4 separate regions of the Homo sapiens genome follow, and all the other regions are linked to region 3. Evidence: chromatin loops called from intact Hi-C (ENCODE). Cell type or tissue: endothelial cell of umbilical vein. All regions are shown on one strand.

Region 1 (5,000 bases), 65 kb before region 3:
TTAGTGCAGGTTTGAACTCAGAGAAGGGTAAGAGGTAAAGGTTTAGGAGTCATTTACATAGAATTAATAGTTGGAAAAACAAAAATGAGCTTGCTAAAAGAGAATAAAGAATGCAAAGTTGCAATCTTGGAGATCATCATAGATTTTGGGAAGAGGGAGTGAAAAGCCAGAAAAGATTATCAAAGAAGAAACAGCCTGAGGGAAGAAAACAGGAGTCTGTGTTATCTTGGCACTACAAGAAAGAAGGGCATCTTAGAGAGACAGGAAGGGAGGATGAAAGAGGGGTAAAGAAAATTGACAACTGGGAAAAGGCCATCGGATATGAGTAAAGGTCACAATGACCTTGCAGGGGACTGTCTTGGTAGAGCAGGGACAAAAATCATATAGCAAGAGATTAAGGAGTGAATGGGCAGTTGTGAAGTAGAGGCAGTGAACAGAAATTATGCTTTCAGACATTTTGGTGGTGAAGTTTGGCAGGTAGCCAAGATTCAAGAGTATGGGTAGGAACAAAATGGCAGAAAGAAAAGACAACTGTATTAGTCCATTCTCACACTGATGTAAAGATACTACCTGAGACTGGGTAATTTATAAACAAAGGAGGTTTAATTGACTCACAGTTCCGCATGGCTGGGGAGGCCTCAGGAAACTTCATGGCAGAAGGGGAAGCAGGCACCTTCTTCACAAGGCAACAGGAGAGAGAGTGAGCAAAGTGGGGAAAGCCCCTTATAAAACCATCATATCTCATGAGAACTCACTATCACAAGAGCAACATGGGGAAAACTATCCACGTGATCCAATCATCTCCCACAGTGTCCCCCCCTTGACAAGTGGGAATTATGGGAATTATAACTCAAGATGAGATTTGGGTGAGGACATAGAGCCAAACCATGTCAATAACTGATGGAGTGAAGACTGGGAGCAGGCTGGCAGGGGACAGTGCGTTCTCTGTGGAGGGACTCTGGGTGGAAGAAGGCCTGGAGTGCAGAGAGGGGTTGAGGTGGAGAGGGAGCCAAGATGCCCACATCTCTCTGGCTGAGGGAAGAGCAAAGGTGTCTGTGAGGGCGAGTCCTGAGCTGGAAAACTGAGAAGGTCTGGGACAAAAATGCTGGAGGGAAAGGAATGCCGAGCCTTTGGCAGGACACACTGGGCTCAGGTAATGTGATTTATAGTGGAGCCTGTTGCCCCAGCTTTGTGACCTTCCTCATTAATACCTGGCAGTTAAGAAGGGGAAAATATGAATATTGTGCTCTGCTCAGATGGGCAAATGAGATAGAAGAAAAACAGGCAAAGTTGTCCTGAGTACGAGGAATGTGGATGAAGGGTTTGACCACACTCAGGGTCCCAGGGGATATGAAGCAAGGTAGGCAAGCTGGCGTGCCCCCGTGAAGCAACAGCACACACAGGGCAAGAGCAAGGGCAACAGATCACTGCACAGAAGTGAAATGAGATGGAAGATACAGACGTGTTCCCCAAAGCAGTGAAATTTACATTAGTTTCCCCTTTCTCCCTCAAATTCAATCAAATCTCCAAGAAGCAGAGGCAGAGGAATCCAAGGGAATGATGGCCTCTGAGAAATGCAGGGGGAGAGGAAGAAATGGTCTAAACAGGTGTGCGGGATGTGGAAGGAGAGAGTGGCAAGGCCAGGTGAGATGGCTGTGCACATGGGGACTGAACTGGAGGGGAGATACAGGGCCTCTCAACAAGATGTTTCATTGTCACCTTCTCCCTTCGTGTTTCCTCTCTCTAGGAGCTCTTACAGGCAAAACAGGATCTTCAAGATCTGCTGATTGCCAAAGAGGAGCAAGAAGACCTCTTGAGAAAGCGAGAGCGTGAACTCACCGCCCTGAAGGGAGCCCTGAAAGAAGAGGTTTCCAGCCATGATCAGGAGATGGACAAGCTGAAGGAGCAATATGATGCTGAGTTGCAGGCCCTGAGGGAGAGTGTGGAAGAAGCAACCAAGGTGAGGGATGGGGCAGGAGAATCTGGCTTGTGAACAGATGAAAGGGTAAGACCCTCTCTCCCACACCACTGCAAATCCCCTTCATTCCTTTTAATTAGAGAGTGAATCTCAATTCATCAGATCATGGACACAGAGCTTATTAACAAAGAATAAGCTCAATGGTCCTGCTATTGACCTTTTAAAGTCTATAAACTGAAACGTTGGTAGGGACATTGGTTAAATCCTGTTGCAGAGGGGGAGATGAAGAAGCTGCATATGAACACTTGAGGTTCTGCAGCCCCTTGCAGAGTGGAGGGATGTACTCTCCCAGGCGTTCCTAACGGTCAGAGGCCGAGGGCATTGTGTGACCAAGTTAATGGGCAGAAGTGCAGACGGGACCCAGATTCCTGGAATCCTTCATCCCCCACCCTAGTCTGTTCCTTTTGATTTTGTGTAGCCTTTTGTTGGACAATTCAGGTTCTTTTCTCAGCACAGTTACAAGAGGGTTAATTGGCTGAATTGCCGAAACCCTTCCAAGATAATTTTTCTCTTAATTGAATTCTTGGCTCCTACAAATAGATTCAAAATTATGCTGAAGTCTTTTGGGGCAGACGTCATACTGGCTGTTGAAGAAGAGAAAAACAGTATTTTGAAGGGGAAAATGGTTTGAAATGTCATGCCATCTTTAGGGAAAGAGGGGAATTACAGATTATAAAATTTTCAGAGACTCTGCAATATATAGGTTAAAAATGATGAAGAAAGAATTCTTGATATTGTTTATTCTGTGATGATTACAGTGACAGCTCAGAGTTAGTAGGCCCTCTCTCCCCTAAGCCCTATGGTGATTCACTGATTTTCAATTATGGCACAGTAATTGCAAATGACAAGAAATGAAAGATGGGTTTGTTTGTTATAACAATAAAAAGTCTGGGAAATAGACTGTTTGGGGTTATTACAACTTGGAGACCGTTTTTAAAAGCCTCTTGTTGATTTCCCTGTCTTATTTTTTTTTAGATTTGACTGAATTTGAGGGAGAAAAGCGAAACCGATTTAATTTTTATTGCTTTGAGGGGACATGCCTGTTATTTGCATCTCATTTCATTTCTGTGCACCAGCCTGGTATCCTTGTGATCTATCTTTATGTGCTATTGCTTCATCAGGTACATGCCAATAGGCTACTGAGTTAAAATTTTTCTCCTTTGGACCCATATCTTTATCACCCTTAAATCTTGCCTCAAAACTTGACTTAATGTGGTGTATTCTGGGTGGCTCCTTTAAGGGCAGTTGAGAATAGTGTTGGGGGATATGTTTGTAGTGATTTAAGTATAAGGAAAATCAAACTTGTGCCTCACATGGGGTGGGGGCTATTTATTGGAAGCTTCCAGGTTCTCTACTGTCAGAGATATGTAAGTGAGGAAAGGATACATGGTAGGTGAAAGGATATCTTTGTTGTATGGAATTGAGATCATCAGTAGAGACTTATGTTACTGCATTTTGTCCTGTTCAAATGTCTGCATTATATATTAACTCATAGTATTTTCATTATGCCATTTCAAGAGCGACAACTACATTGACCCATATCAGTCTGTAAAAACGAAACAGGCGAAGTAGTCAAGACGTGTATCACTGGCAGAGAATGGACAGTTTCCAGGCACCGGGAAGCTAACACAAAGGGGTTCGCCTTAGTACCCACTGGGGTGTGGGCCAGCAAGGGCTGTTTGTTCCAGGTTGTTTTCTATACTGCTGCCAGCAACTTTCCTTACAAAACCAAATCTGATCGTGTCAGCCTTTGCTTAAGTAACTTGCTTGACTCCCCATTGCCCCAGATTTAAGCTGAAAATTGTTAGCATGGTAGGGAAGAAGTCCCTTCTCTGCCTAACCCATCTCCAGAAAACTCTGTGTCTTTCAGACCTCTCACCTCTTCATACGTGTAGAGTGACTTGCTCCTGCTTTGCCATCTGAACAGGCTGTTGTCCTCCTGCAAGAATTCCCCCAAATGTCCTCTCTTTTATGAACATGCCCTAGATACCTATACTCCCTTTGGTGGAGTTAGTTGCACCTTCCTTCACCTTCCTTAGGGTTTCTGCGGAACCCTGGCCATTCTTCTACTGTAGTTTGTATCATACCCTATTATAATTTCTCATCTTGTCTGCTTCCTCCATTAGACTCTGCACTTCTTAGGCATAGGGGGCACTTTTGTCCTTTTTTTTTTTCCTGAGAGGGAGTGACAAACTCTAGTACCTCTGGGGCCAGACAGGGAGCATAAATGAGTAAAGCACTGAGTCTGTTATTGGGATGATAGGAGGGTATGGTGGGGACTGTGACAAGCTGGCTGGAGGGCATGTCCTTTGCTGGAGCGGTCAGTGGCTTCTCTGCTCCAGCTTAGAGTTGCCAGTGAGAGAATGCTGGGCCCATGTTGCTAGATCTTTCATTTTTTTCAAGAAGCCAGATATCTGGATGTTTCTGTGAGATCTCCCAACTTTTAAGCATATCTTCAAATTACAAAATAAATAAAGAAATAAATAAAATAACATAGACCAATACACCCCATATGCAAGTCAAGAGCCTGTGCTCTTAGCCTCTTGAGCTCAGCATGGTGCCTGGGACATAGTCACATCCGTGCGGTGTCTGGCAAGTGAAAGTTAGTTTAGGACAAATTTCCTTTCTGACTGGGTTTTCAGTCCCTGCCATGTAGTTCCTGTTGAATTTTTTCAGTGGTGATGTGGGAGGTCTTTTTGGGAACTCTAGTATTATTCTTTGAATTTCTGTGCCTTGCTTTTGAATTTCTCTGCGGTTTCTTTTCCTTTCCTTTCCTTTCCTTTCCTTTCCTTTCCTTTCCTTTCCTTTCCTTTCCTTTCCTTCTTTCTTTCTTTCTCTTTCCTTCTTTTTTTTTTTTGAGATGGAGTCTTGCTCTGTCACCCTGGTTGGAGTACAATGGCACAGTCTTGGCTCACTGCAGCCTACACCTCCCAGGTTCAAGCAGTTCTCCTGCCTCAGCCTCCCAAGTAGCTGGGATTACAGGCATGTGCCACCACGCCTGGCTAGTTTTTTTGTATTTTTA
Region 2 (5,000 bases), 50 kb before region 3:
AGAATTCTCCTAGTCTTTCTCTGTTTTTATTTCCTCTCTTGTAAAGGGATACTATTTGTGTTATAAAAAACATACATAATATATTGCTATACATGCATATGTGCTTGTGCACATATGGATTATTTCAAGAGGGAGATAACTAGTCAATAGTGGTTACTTCTGGGGATATGTAGGGGGATGGAGTAAGAGGAAAACTTTCAAAAAACAGTGTGTAAACCTTTCATATCTTTTGAATTTATTCCATGTACAGTGAAATAAGAGTATTGATCTGCACCTCTCCTAAGGCAGGTCAAGAAGAAGTCCTAAGTTTAGTGAAGTATTTTTAATTTTTTGTCACTGGGGGCCCCTGCCTCTGCCTTGACCTTGACCTTCACCTTCTGTCTGCTACCCAGGTCTGTGGCTTCCACATCCACAGCAGCTCAGTTCCATCCTCTGACCTCCTTTCTCACAGTTGCTGCCCTGGTTCAGGCCTCAGCAGCCATCTCCCTATTTCCCCAACTGTGTTGCCCCCTTCTGACCACACCACCTGCCGCAGGTTGGCCACCCTCACAAGTCCCTGGTGGCTTCCCTTCAGTTACAGAGTCCTGCCTGGTCTCCAAGGCCTGCACTCCACCACCTGGCTCCCACCTGCCTTTGCAACCCTGGCCCTCACTGTTGTCCCTGGTGAGCTTGGTGCCAGCCACACTAAAGGATTCCCTGTCACCTCCACAGAAGAGTGTGCCCTGTTACTCCGTATTAGCCACCTCTGGGACTTTGCTTTGCAATCCTGACCTGCAAGAAAGGACAGTCCCCACAACAGAGACATATCTGACCCAAAATGTCAATCATGTCACTCTGAGAAACTGGGATCTATGTATATACAAGTGTGGTGTGTGTGTGTGTGTGTGTGTGTGTGTGTGTGTGTGTGTGTGTTTTCTTTTCTTCTCTTTTTACATAAATGCCTGCTGTGCAACCCCAAGCCTAGTTAATGAGCAATAGATGGAGTGACTGAATACTTTTGACACACCACATCTCTGATCCCAAAGAATCTTCTTCTTGCAGTGGGGAAAATAATCCTCCCAGGGCTGTACGTATTCCAGCCTCAGACTGTCTTTTCTGACCTGCTGTCCTGTGCTCTCTCACTGGATTCTCTGCGTGTGCCCTAGTGGTCTCCCTGCTTGCTTTCTTCTTTCCCCCGGCTCATATTAGCCTGTCTGTCCCCAACATCCTTCACCAGCCCCCGAGCTATGGTCTCCGCCATTTAAAATCGTGCCATCCTTCATGGCTCAGGTCAGATGACATCTCCTTCTTGGGTCCACCCAGCAGCTGCTGTTCTTTCTCTTTGAAATCCCCAGGGTCTTTTGTCCCTCGGGTGGCATTTATTGTGTTTTGCTTTGCCTGTAGTTTTTGTTTGTTTACTCAACACATCAAGCATCATGCGAAATCTGGGGTGCAGAGATGGACAAGGTGGCCTCTGCTCTCAACTCTTCCCCAGCCTAGTAGAGACAGACAAGAAAGCTGACAGCCAGTTCGGTGTGGGGCATGAGAAGCTGGCATATGGCACGGAAAGCAGAAGTTCGGAAAAGGGTGACTTTGCTCCGTGTAGGCAGGCCAGGGCGGGTTCCTAAGAGGGAGTGAGGCTTGGGTGAGTCTTGGGGGCAGTGGGAATTAGCAAGGTGACTTATGGGTGGGCAAGGACATTCTAGACGCAGGGAACTTCTTGAACCAAAGTATGTCTTGTTCTCCTCTGAGACTTGAACACCTCTTTAGGGGTAACCATTTTCCTTATTCATTTTTATGCCTTTTATAGTTTTACCTTAGACAGCTAATAGTTTTGTTTGCATTCATGTATTTATTCATTCAACAAATATTCTTGAGTGCTTATTTACTTGAGGTACTGGATAGATGTAAATGGATTTAGGCAAATAGTTGGTGACAGAAGAATTCAGTAGAAACCATCAGAGTAGTAGGCGGCCTCTGAAGTGATTAGATGTGGTTTAGTGAGTTTTAGCTACAGAGTAAGTCATGTGTTCACGGTGACCACACGTTAGAATTCTGGAAATGTGGGCCAGAACAAGTCCAAGTTAGATGCAATGGAAAAATCCCTCTGTCCGAGTCATCTCTAGGGAACAGAACTTGTTTGAACCAGCATTATTAGTTTAGTTTCATGAAAGACAAAATAAAGGGCAAGGTGTTTGCTCCACAGGGTGACTGCAGCAGTTTTCACAGTAATGAATAAAGTAATGCTGTTTTGTCAGCAGTGAGTAGGAGTTGGGGACTGGGAGAAGCTTGTTCCATTCCTCAGGAAATTCCAAAGTCATGCACGGGCCTTATCCTTGGGGAACTTACAGATGAAGGAGAGAATATGGCCAAGCACACATATTTCTCCTTTTAACACTTCCCTTCTTTTTCTTTCTTTTTGTTTTATTTGTTAAATTTCTGCACATGTTTCTCAAGTGTGTGGTCTAGTGGGAAGGAATACTGGCAGTCTCTGGGTTTAGGGAAACATTGAGTCCCCTTACAGTTAGAAATAAAAGGCTGGACGTGCTTCAAAGACTTTTTGAAATAAGGCTGGGGACAAAGAAGTCAAGCAAATAAATGATAGAGTCCAGAGAAGGTGGCATTAGAGATAGATCTGAAAGCATTCAGGGAGACGTGGTGCAGGAGGATGGGAAAATCTTGTTTTTTCCATCCCTGAATTGTCCAAGAGCCCAAAGACATCTACTCTGCAAAGTGTTTGCTGGATGACAGTGCAACGAAGACTTAGATGCTAGCAAACTTCGTTGGAAAACACTGGGTTCTTCATGTATTTGGAGCAAGAACCAAGGCATTAGTAAACTTTGGAAAATAGGCAGTGAGGTTGTCCGATAGAGTCCATCTGGGGAAGTATTTTGAGCCAGTTGGGTTTATAACTATGACCCTAAACTTGAGTCCAGCATATGCCAAGTCCAAAGGAAAGGTATGTTCTTTGGACCCCTCATGCTCTCTGATTTACAGGGACCTCTTTCTGCCTGGTCAAGGCATTTCATGACTCTAAGCCTATGACTTTTTGTGAGAAGAAGCCTTCCATGGCTCCTTTGCTGCTTGGTTTTGGGGTTTTGGAGGCACCAGGATGCCAGGCTCCTACCCTGTGTGCAGTGCTTCCTTCTCCCCGTCCCATTGTGAACTGTTTCCCTTGCAGGTTCAACTCATTGCCACTTCCTGTAGCTGTCTTAGTGACCCTTCAGGCCAGAAGCAGATGCCTGTGCTGTGTACCATGCCCCTCCTGCTGCTGAACTGGAGAGAAAACGTGGCTGGCAGGTGGTGAACTCTCTGGCTGATTCAGGCCCAGTGGAGAAGGAGGGTTAATAATTTACTTTGCCCCTGTGTAGCCACTGGTGTTGACCTTGTCAAAACACTAGTAGAAATTAATTAGAGTCTGGCCTGTCATTTAACTAACAGGATAGTAAGGCCCCAAAATAACTTCTTGTTTTGAGGTTAATCCTGTCTCTGAGTTTACGGCTGACATTCCTGTACATCCGGCCCTGTTTGCATCCAGCAGCCAGGACCGTGGGCTCATGGTGTTCATGGGGCTCACAAAGAGGGCACACAAGGTCAGGGGCCTGTCTCTCCATGGGAGCCGCTCATTGTGGTAGGAGGACAAAGGCCACAGTGATCAAGATGCTCTGTAGGAGAGGCGGCAGAACAACATGTGGGCCTGGTAGATATTGCAGGTGAAGAGCCTCCCCATCCCCCAAGCTTCTTTCATTTTAAATTCACAGCTTTTGTTTCTTGAGAAGTTCCGAATCTTTTGCATCTGGTGCTGCGAGAAGGTTCACCTGGTTAAACATCCTCAAGTCAACAGCACAGCTCCTTCTGGAAGGCACTTTAACTGGATGGGATCCTCTCACTGTAGACATTGCTACCTCCCTTTCCTGAAATAAAGCCTGCTCCAGAGCAGTGATTGTCTTGTGGTGTGTTGTGGAAAGCTGTTAATAGCTTAAAAGGTCTCATTAGCTGCTAGATAGGCCTAGACTGTGAAAGGATACATGGTGACCCAAGGGTAGATTCTTTTTTTGAGAGTCTCGCACTGTCACCCAGGCTGTAGTGCAGTGGCATAATCATGGCTCGCTGCTGCCTCGACCTCCCAGGCTCAAGTCATCCTTCCAGCTCAGCCTACAGAGTAGCTGGGACTACAAGTGAGTGTCACTACCTCTGGCTACTTTTTGTATTTTTTTTAGAGATGGGGTTTTGCCGTGTTGCTCATGTTGGTATCGAACTCCTGGGCTCAAGTGGTTCTCCCACCTCTGCCTCCCAAAGTGCTGGGATAGCAGGTGTGAGCTACAGCTCCTGGCCCAGATTCTTACCTTATTAGGGAGTATCTAAATTAATCTGTTTATTGATCTCTTAAGTAGAATCTGATTAATTGTCCATCAATAGCTAGCTGCAAAGCACTGCAGAAGCCCACTTGCCACTCTCCTTCCCCCAGCTCTCCAGGAAGGTGCAAGGAGTTGTTTGAGATGGTTCTGACATCCAGCTTTTGGGTCCCTGGTTTATTGCCTTTTCCAGTACATTGGCTGGCACCTTTATCCAGCCAACAAATACACGCTCTGTAAACATGCATGTACTTTTGGAGAAGGCAGTTGGACCAAGGTGAGGGTGTGGAGGATGGGAGTGAAAAACAGAGTAAGCCAGAAAAAGGGGTCATGGGAAAGGAAGGGCAGGAGCTAGAGGGAAGAGGCCTGGGGACTGACTAGTGCCCAGCAATAGAAACAATCAGCATTAGAAATGGGCAAAGGGGCTGGGCATGGTGGCTCATGCCTATAATCCTAGCACTTTGGGAGGCCAAGGCGGGCAGATCTCCTGAGGTCAGGGGCTCAAGACCAGCCTGGCCAACACTGTGAAACCCTGTCTCTACTAAAAATACAAAAATTAGCTGGGCATGGTGGTGCATGCTTGTAATCCTAGCTAGTTGGGAGGCTGAGGCAGGAGAATCGCTTAAACGCAGTAGGTGGAGGTTGCAGTGAGCCGAGATTGTGCCA
Region 3 (5,000 bases):
CTTCCTTTATCCCTTATTCAAAGTATCCTTTGCCCTGAAAGTCTTCTGTGAGGGACTTGGGGGTAGATTCGTGAGACAGCTTTGGTGCTTGACTCTTCATTCTTCACCTTCTGGATGGGTTCCGTGGGCAAATGGCATTCTGGAGCACAAAGGACCCACCGGCGGACTGTGAGGCTAAATGGACACAGCTTTAACCTGACCATTTTCTTGATGAATCTATAATTTTTTGCCTAAAATGTTTAGCTGCCATTTATGGAGCAGCCATGATGTGCCCAGCTGTGTCCAGATGATTTATTTATATGCTTTCATGTTTTAATTTAATCCTAGAATAGGGATTACAGTAACTGACTGTTTTTTGGCCATTGATTTTTGAAAATACAGACTTTTATTGGCATGAGGGTGGCGGACAAGAGTTTCACAACAACAATAATGGCGAGTAAAAGAAATCCTCAGGAATTTATGAGTATTGAAATGATTAAAACATTCGTTTTATATTTAAGAATAATTGAGCAAAGAAACCCAAATGCTAGCTCCCTTCAGGCTTGGCCTCTCAAGAACTGAGAAAAAGAAAGGGGATGTTTTTGATTGTTTTAATGGAAAGCCGGAGGCTTCAAAATGTAAGCACAGCCTATGCTGATTTCTAGCTATACCTCTTGCCAACTGGGTCACCTTGAGCAACTTAACCCCAGTTTTCTGAGCATATGTTTCTACCTCTTTAAAAATATACCAAATATTAGTGACTTAATTAAATGAGTTAATATGTGAGACTGTGTAGCAGCGAGTCTGTACATCCCGGACACTTCATAAATATTAATTTCCTTTTCTTTAATTTTAGGGGCTTATTTTTCATGAACAGTGCCGAGAGCACCAAGATTCCACAGGAAAACATTTTTTTCTTTAAAAAACAAACTTTAATTTCTTTGATGATCAAAGAAAAGTCACCCATGAGTCAGTGCTGAAACTGTGTAAAAGAACAATAGATATTTATTGCAGGCTTCTAGAACACTCTTGAAAGGCCCCTGATAATGGATCCCCTTTGGCTCAGGGTTATGTGATACAGGACTCCAAGTAAGCAGTGAAATTAGCGCACTGACATCACAGTTCTCTTTGGTATTAAAAAAAAAAAAATCACATTCATTACTACAGCACAGAGGCAGAAGGATTCAGGTATCTGCCAGAACACCAACAAGCACCTGGTCTGATTTGACTTCAGAAGATCACAGTGTCACAATGACCCCTGAAAAGTACTTCCCGTTGCGTTTTATATAATGATTTTTATGATAGAATCCTTGGGTTGGAAAGAAACATAGAGATCCTCTAGTTAGATAAGGAAACTGAGGTCCAGAGAGACTAGTTAAGGCCAGATGGAGACCAGTATTGTTTATAAAAGAGCAGTCCTTCCAAAACAAAAAAAAAAAAGGATTCCTTGCAAGGAAAATAAAGATGGCCCTTCCTGGATTTTTCTCACTGATGCAGCCCTGTGAGACACTGTTTCCATGTGAGCAACAGACATGGACACCTCATCATTCTGCAGGGAAACTGCAGTGAGATACCACCCTTGACTAAGTTGGTAGAGTGATGGAGTTGTTTAAAACAAAAGTGAATTAACAAGCCAAGGTCTCTCTGGATCCTTAAAAAACTCAGGCTCAACTCTGTTCACTGCCCCTCTGCTTGTGTTTTGATTGAGCTGGTTGAAGATCTTGGTTAAAAAAAAACCCCAAAAGCTACAGGAGTCCGTTCTAAGTGCTGTAATAGTGGCTGCCTTTGCTTTGAGAGAAATAGGCATTTTTCACCCATTCTACCTCTGATAAGCATGATCTTTAGAGAATCGAGACTTAGTGATTACCATTGTTCAGTTTATTTTCTACATCTCTTTTAGCAAAGGGTGATTTTAACTACTTAAAGGTAGCACTAGGAAGTTCAAAAGTTGTTTGCTTGCTTATGATTCAGGATACATTGTTCACAGACACCATGCTAGTTAATCTCTTCTGCCGGCCCTCGTCAAGGACTCTGAGTATGATGGGGCCCTTACCGGGTGTTAGGAGGGACCTGCTGGGTGTGGAAGGTGGGGCTGTGCTGAGCAGTGGAGGAGGGCACGCTGGGCATTGGGAAGGGGGACAGGAAGGAAACGCAGGCTGCACATTTGCCTGTCATTCTTTCTGACCCTCACACTCATGTTCTTTCTGGGTATCATCTCATTTGATTCTCATAATAGCTTTAGAAGGCTGATTTTATAATTATCCCAATTTTGTGAATGAGGAAACTGAGTCATAGAGCGTTTTTGTTTTTTGTTTTTTTAACGCTCTGGAATATAGCACATCCTCTGTATCCAGAAAATGTCCCATCACTGTTTTCCATGGGGTGATTTTCATTCTGTGCTTTCATGTACTTTCTGTCATGGTAACCACTAAAACCAGATGTGGGTCTTCATCTGGAGATGTCATCTTCAAGGCTAGGCTGTTCTCTTAGAAATGCCCAGTGCTCCTGTCAGCCTCCCAGAGAAGAACACATTTCCTCAAGCTTTTCCACGGGTTCTCCAAAGCTGTCCTCAACTACTGGGGCTTTCCAACTCTTCTGTGCCAGACACTGCAGAAGGGTGGCATTCTGTAGCGGAGATGGCCATTCACTTTCATATACTCTGAAGGAAACAGACCCCCTGGTGTATTATTCTATTCATGAGACTAGCTCTACTCAATACTAGTACCAACTCCAAGAGGGTAGGACACTTAGAACAAAGCAGACAGCCTGCGGCTTCACCAGATCAGCCCACACAGATGTTTAAGGAAGACCTACTGTGCCCTGAGCTGGCTGGTCTCCCCAGGGAGCTTCTAGAGAAGTTCAAGACACTGACTGGCCCTTGTGAATCAAGCTGTTTTGTCTGTTGCGCTTTCTTCAAAGCTGTTAGTTGAGTGCCACCTTGTGGATGGAAAAAACAACAACATTATAAATTAAGCTAGCTAATCATGTTCTTCTACAAAGCAGTGGCTTTCCCTAATGTGCCTGTGTATGTTGTTAGGTTTTTTGCCAGTAGGTTGCTTTGCGGTCATTAATTCAGTTGTGTGTTCTTTTTCACTGAGTTGAAACCTCTTTTGAGGTGACAGTGATACAGGTAGACAATAAATTACCCCCTGGGAAACATGTATTTAGTTAAGGGGCTCTCGAGAGGTTTTAACATGACCTAGTAAAAACGACATTTTGCATTCAGCTGAGCACGGTGGCTCATGCCTGCAATCCCAATACTTTGGGAGACTGAGGCGGGCATCACCTGAGTTGAGAAGTTCGAGACCAGCCTGGCCACCATGGTGAAGCTCCATCTGTACTAAAAATACAAAAATTAGCTCAGTGTGGTGGCATGCACCTGTAATCCCAGCTACTTGGGAGGCTGAGGCAGGAGAATTGTTTGAACTCAGGAGATGGAGGCTGCAGTTAGCCAAGATCGCACCACTGCACACCAGCCTGGGCAACAAAGCAAGACTCCATCTCAAAAAAAAAAGACAAAAAAAAACTATATCTTGCAACCCAGGAATACACGCATCTGCACAAATATATGAATGTCTAGCACAAAAGATTTGCAAATCAATATTTGCTAATACTCTGCTATTTTTTTCTGTTCTATTTAATTAAAAAATGCTGGTCAATATCTACCAAATAGAATTTGTAACCTAATAGGTTGCTGCCTGTAGCTGGAAAACCTCCTCTTTTTACAAAAAGGAAAGTAAGGCCCAGAGGGAGGTAGGACTTGCTCAAGGTCTTCTGATCTCCCATATTGTGGGAGTCCAGCTGATCTTCCTTTTGGTGGGGTCAGCCTGTGCACTGTCTGTGGAGGTCTCTATGCTCTTGATGCACCCCAGAAAACCATCCCAGCTGTCTCTCCTCCTAGATGCGTCTGATGGAGGAAGAGTTACGGGACTACCAGAGAGCTCAGGATGAAGCACTCACAAAAAGGCAGCTTCTGGAGCAGACGCTGAAGGACCTGGAGTATGAGCTGGAAGCCAAGAGTCACCTCAAAGATGACCGCAGCAGGCTGGTCAAGCAGATGGAGGTCTGTGGGCCGTACAGTGTGAGCTGGGGGACCTGCAGAGAGCGAGGCTGGGCCACGAGAGAAGCAGCCTCTTTGCTCTCAGCTCAGCCTTTGGGAAGTCTTGGATTTTTATTCTCTCCCACAGCTGGGTGTAGTGAGGTTATTTCTTGATTGAAGGAAGGGGCCAGTCATTTATAGACTCAGGACATCAGAGCTAGAAGGAATGATGGATATAAATTAGTCTAACATTCTCATTGTCTTGAGAGGAAATGGAACAGATTCTCAGGGACATTAGGTGATTTTGCCTAAGGGCACAGATAGTTCCTTTTCTGTTTGTTCTTTGGGGCAGTGCTTCCAGCTAACTAGAAGGAACCAGACTGCTGCATGTCCAGAGAGGAGCCTCCTAGGAATCATCATTCTTCATTTGCCACACCACATTCTCCATTCTTGCTTCCTGTTTCTGGCCCATTTTCCCTTAGAGGTTATTGGGCTTTGCCAGAGCTCGCAGCACACTGTGGCTCAATTTACTGTGGTATACATAGTATGTACATAGTCCAAGACAGCATATCAGAAAGTGCTGAATGCACTCACCAGATGGGGGTGATCTAGTCACAAGCTGAAAACACCACATATTAGAAAAATGTAAATGAAGTAACAGAATCTAAGTGTGAACAGTTCACTGAGGTTGACAAGAAGAACCTTAGAATCACTCCATCTGAACTTTTAAAAAAGAATAATTCTTAGGAGCAAAACTAACCCCCAGAAACACACACACACACACACACACACACACACACACACACACACACACACACGCCCCAGTAGAATTTAGAGAGAGGGAGAGACACTGAAAAAATGGAATTGAGAGAGACACTAAAAAATAGTCTCAGTCTTTTCAGAGAAGTTAAAATTGTCAAAGTTTTGATAAAAGACAGTGCTCAAGGCCATGGAGAGATGGCTTAAATTCAAAATCAATGGA
Region 4 (5,000 bases), 130 kb before region 3:
CTGACTGGGTGAAAAATCATATGCATTTGGTGCAGGTACCAGCCCAGGCCTTGGCATTTCCTGTACATTCGCTGGCATGCGCTGCCTCTCGGCTGGCTGGACATTGATCATATCCTTTCACTGCGATGGGGCTCGTGGGAGTGCTGCCTATCTGTGGGAGGAGCAGAAGGATGGGCCTGATTTTCTTCGGGTTAGCCATCATGACCTGACAGGCTGCCAGCTGTGGTGGCAGGAGTGTGACAAGCTGAGAGGGCAAAGAGGACAAAGAAGGACCACAGTGTTGAAGGAGGCCAGGGGCTTGCCTCAGCCTAAGTCCCACCTGTAATAGTCAGTGACAGGTTAGCATCAGTGCCTGTGTGTACCATGTCCCAATCTTCATAAGGATCCTAGGCTGTAGCTTCCAGACCCTGCCTTTTACATCCAAAGAAACAGGCTTCAGGAGGTGAGGTGACTTGTCTTCAGCCAACCAGCTCAAAAATGGCAGATGAGAGCCAGGCCACCCTGTTCCCAGTCTAGGGTCTGTCTTTCCACACCCTGTGGTTGTCATAGTCTAGCAGAGTCCGGACTGGTGTTGTGTGTTATAGTATATTCTGGCCCTGTGATGACAGAGTCTGCTTTGGAAGAAGCCATGTGAGCCTCGTGCCCATAAGGGATGACATAGGCGAAGCAGAATGAGTGAAATACTGGCCAATGATAAGCAGCCTTGCTGTTACTGCTTTGCAATGGGCCATTTCTTTAGTGAAGAGCTGCTAGACTTTGAGGAAGAAAAGGCTCTAGCCACTTGTGAAAATGAACCAGGAATAGATGGGGACCAAAACCTTGTAAAGCCAAGGGTGTGAGGAGACAGACACTCTCACATGTGCTGAGTGTGGGATTATAAATTCACTGGGCTTCTATCTAGAGAGCAGTTTGGCAATGGGGCTGCTTTTACTTGCAAGTAAACAAAACTCAGTTGAAGGTGGTTTACATAAGAATAAAAACAGCAAAAAGTGGTTAAAAAGTGGTTTAAATAAGACATTTCAAAATGACATTTGTTACCTCATGTAAACAAGAAGTCCAAAGTCTGGGCTGTTGGGGGAGTTAGTTTGAAGACCCAGGCTTATTTCCTCTTTCCTCGCCTCAGTGTTTGATGTTTGCCTTCAAGCTTGTTTCCTCATGATCTCAGTGTGGCTGTTGCTGCTCCACCCATCGTATCCTTATTCCATATCCTTATTCAGAGTGATGTCCACAGGCAGGAAAAGAGGAAAGAACAGAAAAGATGCAAATCAGCATGTATTCTGAGATCCCATTTTTTTGTTCGCAAAAATAAACACCTTCACATTTTTCTTTCCCCCCCCTCACCTGACACCATCACAATAAAAGTCTTAATTTTTTCAGCACCATAAGATGGTGAAAAAAAAGTCTTAATTTTTGATTGTGAATATCAATTTCTGGAACCAAGAATTTTGGTTATTTCTGGGCCATGGGATGGTGCTGTGGTTTTGTTTTCCATTTCATGCCCTTCTTGGCTGTTTGAATTTTATAAATATCACTGCATGTATTACCTTTATAATACAAAAGAAAGTGATAGGTGTTTTCTTAGTAGGGGTGGGAGATATTAAAGAGAGGAAACCAAGGCCCTAACAGGGGCATTATCTGAGACATGATGTGATAGGATAGGAGTGCATTTAGCTGTGTGTGATCAGCCTAGAGGGAGGTTGGGGAAGGGGAAAAGTCCAGGAGTGAAATAAGGTCATTTTAAATCTCTTTTGGTACCTGGCACAGTGTCTTCTACCTAGTAGAGACAAAAACTCATTTGAAGTATGAATGAATGTTTAGGTCAAGACCTAACACAACTTTATGAGGGGCTGAAACCCAACCAAGCAGCTCAAGTCAGCAAGAAAGTACATTCTGCTGGAAATTTATCTTGCAAAGAAGTATGACTGTCATTTCCTACCTTTTCCTTGAGCTCCCAGAATCTAATTCATTGCTAAGGAAACAGTGTAAGTATGAGACCTTCTGTTCATCATCTGTCTCCTACTGAAGGCTATTGTCCCAGGATCTGGATAATAAAGCTGTATAAGGTTTTTACAACTGAGGGTAGAGCAAAGGCAAGAAACCACCATCTCATGTTAACTGTGTTAATAGTCTGTGGCTTGAATGGAGTCTAGATGTTTAAAGTCTACTAAGTGTAGAATGAACAGTCATTTTTTTTTAAAGGAAAAATAAAGTTCTTTGATACCCTGGACTAATACATAAAAAATTGTTATCTTAATGATGTGACACAGATAACAGTTGTGAGATAGGGATTTTCAACCTGATTGGCCAGTATTAGTAGAAGAGTGTGAATATGCCTGTTGGTGAGATGAAAGAATTATATGTAGTGGTATTTTCAAGTCTAATTCTCTTCCATATACAAAAATAAAATGGGTATTGAAGGCCTTTTTAATGGCAAGGGTGGAAGGAGGGGAGGTAGAGTACTACCCTTACATTGTGCCATAGTCTTAATTCCCTTGCTCCAGGGTTCTAAGTTTGATGCTCATAAATCAAAAGAAAGAATGTTGTAACTGACATTTCTATTGAGTTACTTTTAACTTTTGTACCCTTGGGTTTTAGCATTGAGGCCTTCTGCAATGGCCACCGGATACCCACTTTATTCAGACAATGATAATATCGTTGAGCTATGGTAAGATCATTTCCTTTGGAACAAAATGAAAAGCTTTCAGTGTTCACAATTGGAGGAAAATGTAAAAGCTTAGTAGGCCTCCTCTGCTGCAGGGTGAAGAGTTTGTGTTTGAACACCATCCACTTTGCTCCTCAAATGTGCAGTGGAATGATTCCAGTGTGCTTTTGAAATACAGAAAACAAGTGTACCTTTTCAGTGTGTGTGTGTATTTATGCATGTGTGTGTTTAATGGGTTCTTGGAAATACTTGGAAGAAAAGTAATATTTAACATCTTTTTTTGGGATCATTTTGGGATCCAAAGAATCTGAGATCATTGGTACGTTATGTTCCAGAGTAGCCCCGAGTTAAATTTCTTGAGAGAGAGAGAAAGTGCATGTGTTTGTGTGTGTGCATAAGTATTACTCTAAAGACCAAATGTCATGCTTACTTGACATGATCTTAGTATATATCCTTATCTGCTTCTCAGTCTATATTATATCTGCAGATTTTGTGACTAAGTGGTGTAATTTTACATGAATTCTGCATCTGCATCAGAAAGTATGATAACAATTAATGATACTAACACTTCTATGTCACTAAACAGTGCTTGATACTGTTCTAAGTACTTAACATGTATTAACTTTTTTTTTTTTTTTTTTTAAAGCCAAAGCCTTTTGTCACCCAGGCTGGAGTGCCATGGCACGATCATGGTTCACTGCAGCCTCAGCCTCCTAGGCTCAAGCCATCCTCCCATCTCAACCTCCCGAGTAGCTAGGACCACAGGCACGCACCACCAAACCAGGGTAATTTCTGTTTGTTTTTTTTTTTTTTTTTGAGATGGAGTTTCGCTCTTCTTGTCCAGGCTGGAGTACAAGCTCATGTTGCCCAGGCTGGAGTACAATGGCGTGATCTTGGCTCACGGCAACCTCCACCTCCCGGGTTCAAGCGATTCTCCTGCCTGAGTAGCTGGGATTATAGGCATGTGCCATCAAGCCCAGCTAATTTTTTGTATTTTTAGTAGAGATGGGGTTTCTCCATGTTGGTCAGGCTGCTCTCGAACTCCCGACTTCAGGTGATCCACCTGCCTCAGCCTCCCAAAGTGCTGGGATTACAGGCGTGAACCACCATGCCCGGCTTATTTGGTTTTTATAGTAACGCTATTGATTCCATTTTTACCAAGGAACTGAGATACAGAGAGATTTAGTAACTTGCCCAAGGTGACATAACTAGTAAATGGTGGGGGTAGGTTCAAAATCAGGCAGTTTGCTATTTCTTATTTAAAGCCACAATTCATGAGAATTGAGCCATTCTCAAATGTACAGGTTATTCTTGTAAATTGGAGACTATTGTATCAGTGTTACAAATGACCTATTGTAATCTCCCATCCAAGAACTAACCATTTCTGACCCTGCTTAGTGTCAATAGTCAGGTGCATTCAGGGTGGTGTGGCTGGAGATGATCTTATATGATCTGAGCCCCTTGCTTCATGAACAATATTTTCAGTTACTTTACACAGTAAGCACGTACTTAAACAATTATTTGGCTGGGCGCAGTGGCTCATGCCTGTAATCCCAGTACTTTGGGAGGCTGAGATGGGAGGCTCACTTGAGGTTAGGAGTTCGAGACCAGCCTGGCCAACATGGTGAAACCCTGTCTCTACTAAAAATACAAAAATTAGCTGTGCATGGTGGCATACGCCTGTAGTCCCAGCTACCTGGGGGTTGAAGCAGGAAAACTGCTTGAACCTGGGAGGCGGAGGTTGCGGTGAGCTGAGATCATGCCACTGCACTCCAGCCTGGATGACAGAGTGAGACTCCGTCTCAAATAAACAAACAAACAAAAACCCCACCAAACCAAAAAACCCAATTATTTTAATTATAAATCTGAACTGCATTAAAAGATAGTAAATTTAGCTAGTCAACTTGAATAACTTTTAACAGAGAGTTAGTTGTCTCTTCTGTTTCCTTAGGGAAGAAAGATGAGTTCCTTCAGTTCCCAAATGAGTCCTCAATTCAACATGAGTGATTTCACCAGAATAAAATCTTCTTACTTCTGCAAAAAGCAGCTAATGCTTTCGGAAGCTAAATAATCCCAATGTGTGACTCCTGCCAGTTTCTTTTCTTTGAAACCTCAGCAGCAGCATAACTAGTGATTCACCCTTCTTGAAATGAATGCTGTGATTCGCGTTATGCACAGATGGCTACTGAATGCCCAGGTCACAGCCTTTGCGTCTGGCCTTGACTCGTTAATAAGAACAGGAACTGGGCATGGTGTATTGCACAGTGATTAAGGGCTTAAAGCTAAGAGCAGTGCCTGGCCCCAAGTAAGACATGAGTAGAACTTTGCTGCTGCTATT

The links. Hi-C counts contacts between places; a loop is a spot of excess contacts. Peaks named below come from ENCODE experiments on the same cell type or tissue, not always from the same donor. Only the 100,000 strongest peaks of a DNase experiment are listed, where the experiment ranks them.
Region 1: a loop joins it to region 3, with 4 times the contacts of the local background. A loop is called at or near these places in 11 of 110 quality-filtered maps.
Region 2: it touches region 3 in a loop (2.1-fold over the local background); 11 of 110 quality-filtered maps call a loop at or near these places.
Region 4: a loop joins it to region 3, with 2.5 times the contacts of the local background. A loop is called at or near these places in 2 of 110 quality-filtered maps.

Annotation. Positions count from the first base shown.
Region 1 is chr15:57,459,933-57,464,932 of GRCh38, forward strand. It overlaps CGNL1 (cingulin like 1), which reads left to right. Exons shown (of 19, transcript NM_032866.5): 8 at 1,748-1,960. Among named protein-coding and RNA genes, the nearest start is that of CGNL1, 86 kb to the left of the region's middle. In endothelial cell of umbilical vein, no CTCF peak of the experiment used is centred here; a DNase peak (open chromatin) is centred at 2,689.
Region 2 is chr15:57,474,625-57,479,624 of GRCh38, forward strand. The region is part of intron 8 of CGNL1 (cingulin like 1); the gene reads left to right. Among named protein-coding and RNA genes, the nearest start is that of CGNL1, 100 kb to the left of the region's middle. RefSeq lists an enhancer at 539-1,038. In endothelial cell of umbilical vein, no CTCF peak of the experiment used is centred here; a DNase peak (open chromatin) is centred at 2,197.
Region 3 is chr15:57,524,774-57,529,773 of GRCh38, forward strand. It overlaps CGNL1 (cingulin like 1), which reads left to right. Exons shown (of 19, transcript NM_032866.5): 13 at 3,881-4,042. Among named protein-coding and RNA genes, the nearest start is that of GCOM1, 65 kb to the right of the region's middle. RefSeq lists an enhancer at 2,517-3,100. In endothelial cell of umbilical vein, a CTCF peak has its summit at 2,907 (motif pointing left); DNase peaks (open chromatin) are centred at 998 and 2,888; H3K27ac peaks cover 784 bases.
Region 4 is chr15:57,390,645-57,395,644 of GRCh38, forward strand. The region is part of intron 1 of CGNL1 (cingulin like 1); the gene reads left to right. Among named protein-coding and RNA genes, the nearest start is that of CGNL1, 17 kb to the left of the region's middle. In endothelial cell of umbilical vein, no CTCF peak of the experiment used is centred here; DNase peaks (open chromatin) are centred at 2,607 and 4,847; H3K27ac peaks cover 2,303 bases.